Linked DNA regions of Homo sapiens: region 1 is linked to region 2. The links are chromatin contacts, found by Hi-C or POLR2A ChIA-PET in ENCODE. All regions are on one chromosome and are shown on one strand. Each heading gives the region's core, a stretch centred on a gene start or an enhancer-like site at or near the end of the contact. The rest is flanking DNA. Distances are from core to core; before and after follow the strand shown. Region 1 overlaps CAMK1D (calcium/calmodulin dependent protein kinase ID). Region 2 overlaps CDC123 (cell division cycle 123).

The links. A loop is a pair of places that touch in the nucleus more often than their neighbours do. ChIA-PET counts read pairs that join two places held with the same protein, here RNA polymerase II (POLR2A). Pooled maps may share reads with other maps.
Region 1: POLR2A ChIA-PET joins it to region 2 with 11 read pairs in activated CD4-positive, alpha-beta T cell. The contact joins two enhancer-like sites. A Hi-C loop is called at or near these places in 2 of 50 pooled maps. POLR2A ChIA-PET finds 5 or more read pairs at or near these places in 4 of 52 experiments (H1, T-cell, activated CD4-positive, alpha-beta T cell and 1 more).

What each region holds. Positions count from the first base shown.
Region 1 is chr10:12,590,930-12,595,936 of GRCh38, reverse strand. All of the region lies in intron 2 of CAMK1D (calcium/calmodulin dependent protein kinase ID), which reads right to left. Among named protein-coding and RNA genes, the nearest start is that of MIR4480, 15 kb to the right of the region's middle. Within about 2 kb of position 1,421, at least 4 of the 41 ENCODE cell types and tissues checked have a DNase peak (open chromatin) inside an H3K27ac peak, as active enhancers do.
Region 2 is chr10:12,241,690-12,246,376 of GRCh38, reverse strand. CDC123 (cell division cycle 123) reads right to left here. Exons shown (of 13, transcript NM_006023.3): 11 at 100-228. Among named protein-coding and RNA genes, the nearest start is that of CDC123, 48 kb to the right of the region's middle. Within about 2 kb of position 3,181, at least 9 of the 41 ENCODE cell types and tissues checked have a DNase peak (open chromatin) inside an H3K27ac peak, as active enhancers do.

The DNA.
Region 1 (5,007 bases), core at 172-2,671, 350 kb before region 2:
AAAGGAGGGAAGGCAGAAGCTGCTACTCATAGTAGGAAGCGATGAGATGCATTCAGAGTTGGCTACACAGCTTTCACAGCCCAGTGCAATACAAAAATGCCAGGCACCTTGTTCAAAAATCAGGAGGAAATACTTTCCCCTTTCTTCTGTGGTCTCTTTATTGACCTGTCATGGTATTTTTAAAATTTGCTATCTAATGTCACGCTTCCTCAGGTGGCAGTGGTCTCTGGGTGGGACCAGAAAGTGGGCAGCTGAACACTCACCCTGGAAACATGGTCAAGGGGTAGGGGACAGAACGGGCTATGGACAGAAGACGCATGGCCCAGAGCACGCACGTTGGACTTGACTTACAAAACGCAAATGCAAAGATACAATCAAGACATTCAAGATGGGCCTGGATCAATCACCCCACCTCAGATGCAAAGGTCCCAGGGACCAGGCCCAAGTTCATGAGCCTAGAATCGGGGGAAGGTGTATTCCACAAGCCAGCAGCATTTTAGTGACTGCCCACATTCTGATAATTCCTCAAGTTCCTAGCTTTAGCAAAAGAAGAATCTCTCCTAAAACCATCCTTTTTTTTTTTTTTTTTTTTTTCAGATGGAGTTTCACTCTTGTTGCCCAGGCCAGAGTGCAATGGTGTGATCTCGGCTCATTGCAACCTCCACCTCCCAGGTGCAAGCGATTCTCCTGCCTCAGCCTCCAGAGTAGCTGGGATTGAAGGCACATGCCACCATGCCTGGCTAATTTTTGTATTTTTAGTAGAGACGGAGTTTCACCATGTTGGCCAGGATGGTATTGAACTCCTGACCTCAGATGATCTGCCCTCTTCAGCCTCCCATAGTGTTGGGATTACAGGCATGAGGCACCACACCTGGTCTCCCCCAGATCACCTTGAAGATCATGCCTGGAACCTCAGCATGGAGTGAGTCTCCTTCCCCGCCTTTCATTGTCAGTGTCAGCACTTGAAATTCTCATCACCCTGTGCTTAAACCAGCTGGAATCATTTCTGCTTTCCGCAAGTGGATCCTGACCTATATAGTCAATTCCTTCCTGCAGCCTGGGCCTGGCTGCAATATGGCTGCCCCACCTACGTCAACCACTTCCTGGGACTTGAACACCGCATGAGGCCGAGCAGATGAGAACCACACGTTCAACCTCCTGGAAACAGTTTCCTGATTTTGTTTTTGTTTATTACCAGAAAAGGAAGTGTCTGAAAACTATGTATTTTCCAGCAGACAAACTGCCTGTAACCTAAACTAGCCTTTAACTTTCCAACCATGGGAAATGTTTCTATATCTGACAGAAACGCTTGAGTTCACTGACTCCCTGAAAGTTTACAGCAGGAAATGAGAAGGGACAGAAACGTAGAGCCCATTGTCATTGGCCCACTTGGTGGGTGGTTCCACATTCTGTCTGACTCTTGGCTGTGGTGGAGGCCGAGTGCTGACAGCCTCAACTGTAAGGCATTCAAAAAGCAAGAAAAATACAAGTGAAATTAACCCATCCCAAAATGTCACTTTGAAATTAGCTGCCTATAAAAACAAGGATCACACCTATAGGCTTAAACGTGGTTGAACAAAACAAACTTGTTTTGTATAAAAGAAATTACCACATCTTGAGATGCTTGGGGTAGGGTTGCTAGGTGGTGCCTGTTATTTTTTCTTGCCCCAAATCACAGCAATGAGAATTTGACATGTCCACTGTTCCTCCCTGTAATGTGGATGTTATCATGCTCTTAAGCTGAGCTCACCTCTTATAATGACAGAACTTCACTCCCATGATTGTGTTATTAGAGTGCAATGGCACGATCTCGGCTCACTGCAACCTCAGCCTCCAAGGCTCAAGTGATTCTCCTGCCTCAGCCTCCCAAGTAGCTGGGATTACAGGCATGTGCCACCACGCCAGGCTAATTTTTTGTATTTAGTAGAGATGGGGTTTCACCACGTTGGTCAGGCTGGTCTCGAACTCCTGACCTCAAGTGATCCACCCACCTCGGCCTCCCAAAGTGCTGAGATTACAGGCGTGAGCCACCGCGCCTGGCCATGTTTTAATGAGAGAAGAAGGCAACGCAACTTCCAATCCAGCACAAAAACTGCCTGACCAAGGGCAGACATTACAAGTTGAGTGGCCCAAGCTTGGGAGGACAGGTAAGTCCAGAAGGAGCTAGATTTAGGAGAGAGGGGAGGAAGGATAAAGGCCACAGGCCACGGGGGATGGTATTTTGTTTATTCACAATTTATTAATTAAAAAAAAATTCCAATAGCTTTTGGGGTACAAGTGGTTTTTGGTTAAAGGGATGAAGTTTATAGTGGTGAATTCTGATTTTTGTTTGTTTGTTTGTTTTTTGAGACGGAGTTTCGCTCTTGTTGCCCAGGCTGGAGTGCAATGGCACAATCTTGGCTCATCGCAACCTCCGCCTCCCGGGTTCAAGTGATTCTCCTGCCTCAGCCTCCAGAGTAGCTGGGATTACAGGTGCCCACCACCATGCCTGGCTAATTTTTGTATTTTCGGTAAAGACAGGGTTTCACCATGTTGACCAGGCTGGTGTTGAACTCCTGACCTCAAGTGATCCACCCGCCTTGGCCTCCCGAAGTGCTGGGATTACAGGCATGAGTCAGCGCAGACAGCCTTGGGTCTTACCTTTAAGAAGCTTCAGTCCAGAGGGAGATTGATCATCATGTAATCATACTGTGCAGAAAAAGTAAAGAGTGCCCTAAAACGGGTTCGTTAAACTACAACTGGCCCACCACCTGTTTTTGTAAATAAAGTTTTACTGGAACTCAGCCCACACATTCATTTACATATCATCTATGGCTGCTTTTAGACTACATCAGACTTGAGTAGTTGCCTATATGGCCTGCAAAGTCTAAAACATTTACTACTGGACCCCTTATAGAAAACATTCACTGACCCCTGGTCTGAAAGAGGAAAATAGGAACCCTAATTTGGACTAGAGTTTAGGAAGACTTCCCTGAGAAAGTGACATTTAAGAGGTATGTGAAAGATGAAGAGGAGGGAGCCAGGCAGAAAGGAGAGAACAAGAGAGATTTTAAGCAGAGGACTCTTAGAAAGGAGACTGGCATATTAAAGCATTCTAAGGACTAAGGCAAACATGACTAAGAGAAAGTAGCTGTTACAGGATTTCTGCCTAATAATGAGTAGTATTACTATTAGTAGCCACGGGAGAAATAGTAGCAGTAGGCTGGCATTGAACAATTACTACGGACCAGGCTGTGTTTGGAGCACTTCAGATACATTAATTCTTTTATACCAAAGAGACTTGTGATTTCAGTATGTTTGGAAATAAGGGGCATGAAACTGCATCTGCAGAGCCTTCACATAAAACTGAGAAAACGTCAGTTGGACACATCAGAGAATGGGGGGTTGGGTGGGCTGACAGACACTTGGGGATGCCTAAATCCCTGTCGCCTACCCCTCTAAATACCACGCTGGCCATGTCATTTCTTACTGACACATAAAACAGTCTCTAAAACAAGACAATGTCATCACTTTAATTAAAGTTCATTATTGATGTTTAAAAGAAAAATACTCTTGGCTGGCAAATAATGAACCTTAGTTGTGATTTCAGACTTTCTATCTATATTGAGAAATACTGGAAAACAAGAAGAATCCTCATCTTCAAAATAAGAAAGAAGAATGGATTCCGGAAAGGAGAAAGATAGAGGGTGCCTGACATCTTCCTCCTTGGGAGATCGCAGGGAGATGATGAAATGAAAGTTGTACAAGCATTTAGAAAACACTAAAGTGTGGACTTCAAGCCGGCCCAACCTTCTCTCCTGTCTTAAGTGACCAGGTCTGGAGAATGCCACCAACAGAGTGCATGTCAATTTCAGCCAAGCAATCAACGGGGGCGTTTTCATATTTCCTTTTGAAATAAGAAAAGACAAATTGGCTTTTTTAAGGAAAAAAACAGAAAACAAAAACAGCTGAGCGTGGTGGCTCACGCCTGTAATCCTAGCACTTTGGGAGGCCGAGGGGGTGGATCACAAGGTCAGGAGTTCAAGACCATCCTGGCCAACATAGTGAAACCCTGTCTCTACTAAAAATACAAAAAATTAGCTGGGCGTGGTGGCATGTGCCTGTATTCCCAGCTACTTGGGAGGCTGAGGCAGGAGAATCACTAGAACCCAGGAGGCGGAGGTTGCAGTGAGCCGAGATCGCGCCATTGCACTCCAGCCTGGGGGACAGGGCGAGACTCCGTCTCAAAAAACAAACCAACCAACCAACCCTATTATGTAGATTTAGAGCTGCCTACGTGAACAGAAACAGAGAGAACAGTCAAGTGAGCAGGGCCGGGCTTCTTCCTGGGTCTTTCCCTACGTGGAAATACATGAAGCCCACCAAAATGAGAAAAGCCGAAGCTATTTATTCAGAGCTTGCTATAATAAGAAGTCAGCCACTGTCACCTGTGTTTGGTAGAAACTCAAAGGCAGGCAGAGAAGTGTGACACTTTTTAGTGGAAGAAGGGAAAGCTCTGGGTGGCAGCTGTTGGCAGGTGCCGTAGGGGGATAACAAAAGCAGCCCATCCGGGTGATCGGTTACGGGAGCATATTTGGCCTTCTCTGTTTGGTCCGAAGTTGGAAGTCACGACAAAAATTAGGGCAGCTGCCAGTAATTGATCAAGTCCTGGGCATGCCGGGCCAATTGCTACAGGGGTTATTGGTTGGTTTCCTGGACTGGCTGCTGCAGACTGGAAGTCAGAACTCCACTTTTATATAAGATCTGGCCATTGCCCACTAGAATAATCAATCTCTGTCCCTGACCCCTCTGTGTCTAACACGGGGAGAACAGACTGTTCCAGTCAGCTTTCTTGAAAGCGGCATAAAGAAATTTTAGAAAGCAGACAGAGGAAAAACAAAGAAATGAATGAGCCACAAATTCAGAGAAGATAAAATTAAAAATCGGTTAGCTATCTTCTCCAAGGAAAATCGGAGGCATAAAGATTGATGCAATTTAAATGTACCACAATAGGTAGCTAAAACAATT
Region 2 (4,687 bases), core at 1,932-4,431:
GGGTCCTGGCCATTGCCGCCTACCTATGCGTCTGAAGAACAAGCAGTCAGTCAGTAGACTGGAAAGGTTTACATTGTATCTGTCTTAAAAATGTTGTACCTGCTCTTGAGCGTCAACTTCACTAAAATCGCCGTTTAAGTTGTTCTCAGATATCAGTTCTTCCCAGGTGAACAGCAGTGAATCTGTGACTTCACCAAATGGATTAAAGTCAATGAGCCACACCTTCCCCTGTAGCACAGAGAGAGAAAAAACAAAAACAAACATCTTCTGTACTCTGTCTTCTGAGAAAGAAACACTTTTTTATTCTGAGACAGGGTCTCATGCTGTTGCCCAGGCTGCAGTGCACTGGTGTGATCACGGCTCACTGCAGCCTCGACCTCCTGGGCTCAAAGGATCCTCCTGCCTCAGCCTCCTCAGTACCTGGGACTACAGGCATGCACCACCACATGCAGCTAATTTTTGTATTTTCTTCGAGACAGGGTCTCGCCATGTTGCCCAGGCTGGTCTTGAACTCTTGGGTTCAAGCAATCCCCTCACCTCAGCCTCCCAAAGTGCTGGGATTACAGACATAAGCCACGTCGCCCGGCCAGAAAGATATTCTTCATATTATTCTAATCTTAAAAATCTTCTCACTTATTTCAAAAGATCATCTGTCTATATCCCATCTGAGAAAGGGCCGCCTGTCTGAATAGACAGAGATCTAAAGGGAGGGCCCCCTGTGAATGAAGAGAGAAGGGACCCAGTAAAGCTCTGCCTAAGAGATAACGTTCCAACTCCAGCCTCAAGCCACAGTGGAACTTTAAGTCAAAGATTCCAGCAGGGCCGGGCATGGTGGCTCACACCTGTAATCCCAGCACTTTGGGAGGCTGAGGCGGACAGACCACTTGAGCTTAGGAGTTCAAGACCAGCCTGGGCAACATGGTGAAACCCCATCTCTACAAAAAAATATAAAAATTAGCTGATTGCGGTGGCAGACGCCTGTAGTCCTAGCTACTTAGGGGGCTGAGGTAGGAGGATTGCTTGAGCCCAGGAGGTCAAGGCTACTGTGAGCCGTGATCAAAACACCACACTCCATCTATCCTGGGTGACAAAGCAAGACCGGGTCTCCAAAAAAAAAAGAAAAAAAGATTCCAGCAGGAAAGGGAACTGTCACCCAAAGGCGAAGGGTCTGCGGTCTGACCAAAGCGTCTTCCCGGAGCCTTCAGTGCTCTGTTCAGGGGGAGCCGGACGGAGCCAGGCAGTGCCTGCGACTCCAGAGAGCAGCGCTTCTGACTCGGGAAAGGCTGCTGCCAAGGGTGGATTTTTTTACCATATGCAAGGATGAAGATGCTGGGTTTTTTTCTGTGGTTTTTGTTTGTTTTTTGTTTTTTGTGAGAGTCTCACTCTGTTGCCCAGGATGGAGTACAATGGTGCGATCTCGGCTCACTGCAACCTCCGCCTCCTAGGTTCAAGCGATTCTCCTGCCTCAGCCTCCCGAGTAGCTGGGATTACAGGCATGCGCCAGTATGCTTGGCTAATTTTTGCATTTTTACTAGAGACAGGGTCTTACCATGTTGGCCAGGCTGGTCTCGAACTCCTAACCTCAAATGTCCTCCCACCTTGGCCTCCCCATGAGCCACCGTGCCCAGCCTGAAGATGCTGTTTTCTTTCTATGTGAATGTGGTAAGTGTTCCGTCTGTACAATAGAGCTTGACAGCATATGAAGGGGACGTAAAAAAAAAAAAAAAAGAAAAAAGAAAAAAAAAAAACCACCCCAACCTCTGAAAGAAATGTCTACCTTGTCCTGTTCTGAAACCACAGGTGGGCAATTTGGTGACTCTCCTCAGGGAAAGGTCACCTTTGAGCTGGGGGCACTGTGCTGAGGTAGGGCTGGGGCCTCTGAGCAGAAAACAGCCAGTGCTGACACGCACAGAGCGGGGGCACAGGGGCTGCGCCGCCAGGAATGACGGCCACGGCATCCGATCACGAACACCTATTGACACGAAGTGGATGGATGTTTCCTCGAAAGGTTTATCTTTGCTCCTTTTCACTTTTCTCACTGAAACATTCATATATTTGTGCCATCTGGTTAATAATGAATTTGTTTTTTTCTATAAATGTGTTGCCGCCATGTCCTGAGCGGGTGTGTGTCTGTGAAATTCCAAGCAACAAGACCGCTGAGCCAGCATGCCTAATATCTGGCACTGTTTCTCAGCTGAGCGAGAGCAAACTGTTAAGAAAGATGCAACATCTAATTAGGACTTGCTTCAAATACCAGAACCTCCAGTTAAGTGGCACAGGCCTGTCGCAGGATGTTTTCGCAGGATGTTTTCAGCACAACCCATTTAGGTAAGTTCCTCATTTTATACAAGCCCCAGGAGAGGCCCTGCAAATTTCTCACCGCTTGAGTTGTTTCCTCACCTCCATTTGGCACCCACTTCTTCATTCCTGGAACTATGTGAAACAGTATCAGCCGTCAAACAACTTCTTGGTAATGATGTCAACTTTATTTTGGAGAATACTGCTAAGATGTCTTCAATATATGTCATGATACAAAATGGACATTTTCTAACCTCCAAATCTTTTCTACTTGACTTTCTTTTTTTTTTTTTTTGAGATGGAGTCTCGCTCTGTCACTCAGGCTGGAGTGCAGTGGTGCGATCTCTGCTCACTACAACCTCCGCCTCCCGAGTTCAAGTGATTCTCCTGCCTCAGCCTCCCAAGTAGCTGGGACTACAGGCGTCCGCCATCACGCCCAGCTAATTTTTTGTATTTTTAGTAGAGACAGGGTTTCACTGTGTCAGGATGGTCTCGATCTCCTGACCTCGTGATCTGCCTGCCTCAGCCTCCCAAAGTGTTGGGATTACAGGCGTGACCCTCTGTGCCCAGCCTCTACTTGGCTTTTTATAGTCAGTAAAACTAACTCATTTTTTTTTAAACAATCACACTTTTAATATAGGAATATGCCACAATGCAAAAAACCAAACCACATTTTTTCCTTTTTTTTTTTTCACTCTTGTTGCCCAGGCAGGAGTGCAATGGTGAGATCTCGGCTCACTGCAACTTCCCCTTCCTGGGTTCATGCAATTCTCCTGCCTCCACCTCCTAAGTAGCTGGGACTACAGGTATGCACCACCACGCCTGGCTAATTTTCTATTTTTGGTAGAGATGGGGTGTCACCATGTTGGTCAGGCTGGTCTCCAATTCTTAAACTCAGGTGATCTGCCCGCCTAGGCCTCCCAAAGTGCTGAGATTACAGGCGTGAGCCACTGTACCCAGCCCAAAACACATTTTTAAATGAAAACAAACCACCACTGTTAATTGGTAGTGTACTCTGTAGCTCAGAAGCTATCCTCTAGTACAAAAAAAAAGAGTTTAAGTAAATTAAAAAAAACCCAGCTGTAACTTCTATAAACTAGGAGGATCAGGATCAGGATTTTATAACTTTTTTTTTTTGAGACAGAGTCTCGCCCTGTTGCCCAGGCTGGAGTACAGTCGCGCGATCTCAGCTCATTGCAACCTCCTCCTCCTGGGCTCAAGTGGTTCTCCTGCCTCAGCCTCCCAAGTAGCTGGGATTACAGGCGCCTGCCACTGTGCCTGACTAACTTTTGTATTTTTAGTAGAGACGGGGTTTCACCATGTTGGCCAGGCTGGTCTTGAGCTCCTGATCTCAGGTGACCTGCCTGCCTCAGCCTCCTAAAGTGCTGAGATTACAGGTGTGAGCCACCACGCCCGGCCATAACATGTTTTCATGTGACATCTCAAGCACAAACAGCCTGAGAAGTTAATTCTGCTTTGAGGCAATCCAATAAGCAAAGAGCAGTCGGACTAACTGTCCTTGTACCAGCTGACTGTCTCCCTGCCCCGATCAAGCTCTAGGGACCAGACACTGTGTTAGGCACTGGGCATGAAGATCGTAACACAAAATCGACTCCTTCCAAGAGCTCAGGCTTGAGCAGAACACACATCTCCACTTCCCCAAAACAGAACCAAAAGCCATCCAACAATGGCAATGTGCAGGGTATTTTGCTTCAAGAGAGGCAAGAACAGGGAACTGTGAGAGCGGAGAGGCACACAGGAGAGCCTGCCTACATGTGCGAGGGAAGGCTGGAAATGCTTCCCAAAGGACCTGGGCACCTGAGGGATAACAGAGATGCCCTGGGAGGAGGGTGGTGTTGGCAGGAAAAGCGGACCACTTAACAAGAACGACGGCTCTCACGTACAGAGGCCACGCCACGACCGCCTGTTGCGGGAATAGGTTATTTTGGCTGGAGTGTGAGATATGTGAGGGCTCCTGAAATACAGCCAGCTATGTAACTCTCAAGGCTTGCTGTTCCAAACAGGATGAAACACATGCTACGACAAGCCGTTTAAAAGTGTAATTGAGATTATGAGAAAGACCGGGAAATCCCCCGGGGCCAGAAACAAGAACCCGAAGAACAGAACTAAGCCTATCAACTCTAGTGCTGTGGGAACCCGTGGGAGGGTCTCCTAGCAGCCTGGCCACAGGAAGGGAATCAGAACTCAGACACAAACTCCAGAAGGCGACAGTCTCAGGAAAGGGAGTGTGAGGAGACAGTTCTAATGACAGGGCAGGACACAATGACTGTTCTTCTCTGAATGAGTTTTGAGGAACATGGTAGAAGCAAATGAAAAACCCAAAATTTTGGATCTTTGGGATTCTCACAAACAAAAGAACAAACAAAAA